Linked DNA regions of Mus musculus: region 1 is linked to region 2. A link is a contact called in ENCODE Hi-C or POLR2A ChIA-PET data. All regions are on one chromosome and are shown on one strand. The core of a region is the stretch at or near the end of the contact, and the rest is flanking DNA. Distances in the headings are between cores, read along the strand shown.

Evidence for each region. A loop is a pair of places that touch in the nucleus more often than their neighbours do. ChIA-PET counts read pairs that join two places held with the same protein, here RNA polymerase II (POLR2A).
Region 1: a map of heart shows a loop between it and region 2 (2.1-fold over the local background). The contact joins the promoter of Ptch1 here to the enhancer-like site in region 2. A Hi-C loop is called at or near these places in 3 of 37 maps with a recorded cell type or tissue (heart, left cerebral cortex and v-Abl transformed pro-B cells). POLR2A ChIA-PET finds 5 or more read pairs at or near these places in 4 of 5 experiments (Patski and embryonic stem cell).

What each region holds. Positions count from the first base shown.
Region 1 is chr13:63,564,408-63,567,107 of GRCm38, forward strand. It overlaps Ptch1 (patched 1), which reads right to left and starts at 1,328. Exons shown (of 24, transcript NM_008957.3): 1 at 955-1,328. The coding sequence starts at 1,113. RefSeq lists an enhancer at 1,887-2,066.
Region 2 is chr13:63,527,065-63,529,764 of GRCm38, forward strand. It overlaps Ptch1 (patched 1), which reads right to left. Exons shown (of 24, transcript NM_008957.3): 16 at 83-225. Among named protein-coding and RNA genes, the nearest start is that of Ptch1, 37 kb to the right of the region's middle. Within about 2 kb of position 1,292, at least 1 of the 3 ENCODE cell types and tissues checked has a DNase peak (open chromatin) inside an H3K27ac peak, as active enhancers do; it is heart, where a contact is called at or near this core.

The DNA.
Region 1 (2,700 bases), core at 78-2,577, 37 kb after region 2:
AGACACCGCGGGAGCTCAGTTAGGAAATGCGGCAGCCATCTACAACTTACACTATTTGTGCTCGGAAGAGGGCGGCCACAAGGATCTTTCCTCCCTCTCCCATTCCCTCCTGGTGAACTCTTTAAAATAGCCGAGTGCACAAGGAAGAGGCCCAGGCCGGCGCCGGCGGGGGTCCTGGCTGGGCGCAGGCTGCTCTCCGGGCGGCGGAGCCCGGGGTGCTGGCCAGGGCCCCTGCGGGCCCCAGGCTAGGTGCTTGCCTTCCCCGGATTCCACACATTTCAGCCAGCCTCGTAAACACAATGAACCCGGCCGTTCCGCACACCCGTACCGAAGATTTAAGGTGGCAACTTGTTTACAACTGCCCCCCTCCCCGGCAGGCTGGGAGAAGAGGCGGCCCAAGACCTGGAAGAGAGGGGACGTCCTCTCCCGAGAATAATTTTTAAGGGAGCAGAGATTTCAAGCTCAACGAAAGCAGAACCGGCTGCCAAAAAAGGAAACCACCTTTACTTTGGCTCCCTCCCCTCTGTCTCTCTCCGCCTCTCTCCACTCCGCCTCCCCCTCAAAGAGGTTAAGAAATGTGGCAACGCCGAACTTTAGGCTGCAACCGTGGGCAGGGGCGCGGGAGAAAGGCGCTGGGGCCGAAGGCAGTGCCGCATTGCGGCCGCCCTGGAGGTGGTCCACTCAGGACGGTTTCCAAAGCTCCGGAAAAGGCACACCAGGGAGGGCGTGTGCGCGCGCACACACCACACACACGCACGCACACACACAGGCACCCCTCCACCCCCTGCGGACCTCAGACAGCCCTTTCCTCCAAAGTCCGGAGGGAGGGTTTGAATTTTTCAACCTTCACTTGTCTGCTGCTTTCTCAGGAGTGTGTGTGTGTGTCTGTGTGGCAGGGATCCCAAGGAGGAAGAAGAGGGAAAAGTGAAGAGGGAGGAGGGGACAGAAGTGCACCTTGGAAATCTGCTCCAGAGCGAAGGCGGCGTCGCAGTAGCTGGGCCGGTGCAGATAGTCCCGGTCCGGCGCGGCGCGGTGCGGTCCCCCGGTCCGTCTGCGCCTCCCGCCGCCGGCCTGCCTGCCCAGGGCCCCGGCGGCGTTACCAGCCGAGGCCATGTTGCCGCCGCCGCCGCGGGCTCCGGGCGCGCCTGGGCGCTCGGCTCGCGAGGACGCTGCTGGCCGCCGGGGACTCCGGCTCCGGGTGACAGACCCGCTGCTGCCGCTCACACGGCGGGCGCTGCGGGTGCTGCGGCCGTGGCCGCTGCCGGGGACTCAGACCCTGCGCCTTCCATTGCCACATTGCGCGTGAGTCCCGAGGTCTTTGCGGCCGCCGCTGCCCACATCCAGCTCGCGGGAAGGCGAGAGCCGGCGCTTCCAGGGCGCGCCTCGCGGTCCCCAAGTCCCCCCCAGACGTCCCCGCCCCGCGCCGCGACCCCTTCACGGCAGAAGGCGCGCGCAGACCCCCGCCGCTCGCGCCGGCTCCCTCGGCGCCCGCTGCGGGCGACGCGACGGTACCCGGCGAGTCTCAACGATGCCGGGCCGGGGCTGCCGCTGCTGCTGCTGGTGCTGCTGCGGCTGCGGCTGGAGTTGGCGGTGGCGGCTTCTGAAACGGCTGGTCGCTCTCTGGCTGCTGGGTTCGCGGTGGCTGCTCGGTCCCGGACTCTGCTTTCTTGTTCTCCTCACCGACCCGCTGGACCATTCTGCCCCCGCGCCGCGCGCTTCTTTCGCTACCGGGACCTGGGGACTCCGCTCTGTGTGTGTGCAGCGGGCAGCGGCCGCAGCAGCTCCTTGACTCAATAGATGAGATGGAAGAAGAAAAAAAAGAACTCTCTCCATTTGGAGAAAGAGGAGGAGGAGGGGAGGGGGTGGAGGGGGAAAGAGCGAGCGAAAGAGAAAAAGGCTGGAACTCCCGCCCCCGGGGCTGTCAGATGGCTTGGGTTTCTGCAACGCGATTGGCTCTTGGAGGGCAGAAATTACTCAGCAAACATGACTATTATTAGCTGCTTAGCAACAGCTCACCAAAGTAGAGAGACCACCCAGGTAGGCAACCCCCGTGTGTGCATCCCAGGCTTGGGGGTGGGGGGGCGCTCGCTCAGCGCCAACCCTCTCGCATGCAATACTTCCATTAAGGAATGCTCCCCCCTCCTTTCTTTCTTATTTCTTTTCTTTTCAACAGTGTCTTCTTTTTCGAGACGCCTTTTGCGAGCGCGCGCGCACACACACACAGACACACATACACACGCACACACTCACACGTACAGGAGCATTTGCCTCGCAATAGACATGAGGGATAGGTAATATATTTTTTTAAGCGCTTAAACAATTTCTGAGATTCCTCAAAGAAAACCCTTTTAGAGGCACTTTGGCCTCAAGCTGCAGCAAATACTGGGAGGTCCGGCTTGAATTCCCAGGCCTGCACCAATAATGACAGGGTGGTGGATAGTGCGCCAGTGTGTGCCAATTTTTTTTTCTCCTCTTTTCTTTTATAACCAAAGGCAAGACTTAGACTCTCGCAGGGAACAACGCCTCGTATTAAGATAAACAAAATGGAAAGTTAAAGAGGCGAGCAAGGATGTTGGGAAAAGCCAGCCCTTTTAAAAACCCCTCTCACTCCTCTATCGCCCCCCTCCAATACACAATACAGTCCAATTTGAAAACGTCTATAAGGAGACTCCAGACAAGTCTGCTATTTTATTTGAATTT
Region 2 (2,700 bases), core at 42-2,541:
GGATTATACACTGCCAGCCCTATTCCATGGGTCAGCTGCCTAGATGTAATAACTGCTCAGTGTCCTGAAACATCGGGAATACCTGACTAATGTCGATGGGCTTGTCTCGGCTGCCAGTCTGCACCAGGAGTTTGTAAGCGAGGACCCCGTCATCTGATCCATTTTTATAATTGTTTGGCATGATCCTCCCAGTTTCCCAGTCACTGTCAAATGCATCCTGAAGTCCTAGAAACAGAAACATGTGCAACACATTAAAACCTGGCCTGAGAGCTTTGGTCCAGAGGGATTAGGCTGAGGACAGGAGGCAGGGTAGGCGACTTGTCTGCAGTTTTCTCTCACTTAAGGAAGGACTCCTGATCTGCTAGTGAATGAACTGTGGTGCTAATCAAAAGATGCTCAGAGGGAAGAATAAAACACACACACTTTACTTAAACTAAGGAACGAAAGCCCAGGAACAAGACAGATGGCTTAGAGCTGCTGTTCTTCCAGTGGATCCAAGTTCAGACCCCAGAATCCACTCTGGAGGGCACACAACTGCCTGCAACTCCAACTCTAGAGATAACTGTCTCTTTTGGCCTCTACACGCACATCACACACACACACACACACACACACACACACACACACACACATCTTTTAAAGAAAACAAGCAAAAAGAAGAAAAGGAGAGGAGGGCACGGCAGTTCATGACTTTAATTGCAAAACGGAGGAAGCAGAGGCAGGCAGATCTGTGAGTTCCAGGACAGCCATGGCTGTATAGAGAAACCCTGTCTTCTCCAAAAGAAAGGAAGGAAGGAAGGAAGGAAGGAAGGAAGGAAGGAAGGAAGACTGAATGAGAGAGTGGGAAAGGGAGGGAGAGAGCAGGTCTCATTATGTATCTCTGCTTGGCTTGCACCTTGACTTCACTATGTAGATCAGGCTAGCTTGGAACTAACAAATCCACCTGCCTCCCAAGTGCCAGGTTGGCCTCCCCCCACCCTTCTTCCTGACTAATTGTAGCAAGAGAAAGCAAGGGGAAAAGACACAGACCATATCCATTAACCATTTCACGCCACACAGGGAGATAGGTCAGGAGTTCCTCACCAAGACCAGAAAATCCACCCCAAGCAGAAAAAAAAAATCACATTCAAGCTCCCAACTTGGCTGCCCCTGGAGCCAGGGTGAGGGAACACAGCTCTGTCAATCTGATCCATCTGTTTGACTTGTGCAGCTAATACAAGCTGTGGGACCTGCTGCCAGGCCATGTAAAGATCACAGCCAGCACCTATTCACTCTCCCCCTGTTCTCTTCCTCCCTGCCACCCTTCCTTCTGAGTGGAGGGCTGTGTGGAGGAGAGGGAGCACAAGGAAATACCTCACAGGGGAAATTTGGATCAGTTTGAGAACAGGAAGCCACAGGCCGACACAGGGAGGCTCTGTGGGGCTCTGTGAGAACAGATGACAAACCGCAAGCCCTGGGCGGGAAAGAGTGAGCCTTCTGGGCTTGGGGGATGGGCGAGCCCACCAGCTCACCACACACAGCTGGGCTTGGCCGCTGTAATCAAAACCATCATTATAGACCTGACAGTTTGGCTACAGCTGTAAAGAGGTAAGCATGCTGGAAGAGAAGACAGGGCCCTGGTGACCCAGACTTGGAGCTGAGCACTGCCTGGGGGGTGCTCTCCCCAATACCCCCACCAGCCTCACTGCACACCAGACACCTCCCAAGTAGACCCCCCAAGTCCCAGCTGCTCAAGATACCCCCTGCAGCAGACACATCTACTCAGATACATTTTATTCCATTTCAGGACTTGCCTAAGGGCACTTCAGAAACTAAAACAAACTAAATAACAACAACAACAACAAAAACACACGGTCTGTGAATGCTTAGCACAGTGAGGTGTTTGGGAATAGAGAGAGGGGAGAGTTGGAGCAGCCTTTTTAACAAAAGCCTCCCTCCAGCATTGTTATGCAGTGGGCTTTGTTTTTAGGAAGTAGGCTGGGTCACCTACAGGCCCTGGGTAGAGGGACCACCGGGGTGGCAATCTCTCCCACAGCTTTTCACAGGTTTGCACAGAGAGGCAGCACTACTCTACACAGATGTTATTTTAAGACCCAAAGCTCTTCCCCACTCCCACTCTGGAAAAATAAAATAAACAGAGAAAGACAACTGGTCCCCCAACCCCCTACAAGAATCCTGGTCTGTTTTCCAAGCAAGGAGAGAGGAGAGCTTTTATTACTTCAGACTTATGTGGGCCTCTTGGCTCCAGGTAGTCAGCCTTCAGCTGCTTACCTCCTGAGAGAACCAATCATGATTCCCATTTTACAGATGAGAGGACTGAGCCTGGTGACAAGTCACAGCTAAGCTTTGAGCCCAGGCAGCCTAAGGCCAGCCATACTCCACATGTATTACTTAGAGTGGGTTTTCACAGGTACAGTGTGCTGTTAGAAGTAATTGCAAAATACATGGAAAATACCAGAAGCTTAGCAGCATCTGCTGTCAAAGCAGGTAACTGAGAGTATATTTGCAAAGGTATAGTCACAGAGACTTCTGCAATACCTAGGGATCTGTGCATGTGCCCTGCCACCAACTTAGAATGAATTTCCTACAATGCTAGCCCTAATGTGCTCTCCAGCTATGGTCACCAACAGTAAAGTTCTTTCAGGGCCCCTTTAGTATTTTCTGACTGACCACTGAAAATCTGAACTTCCACAGGCTGTA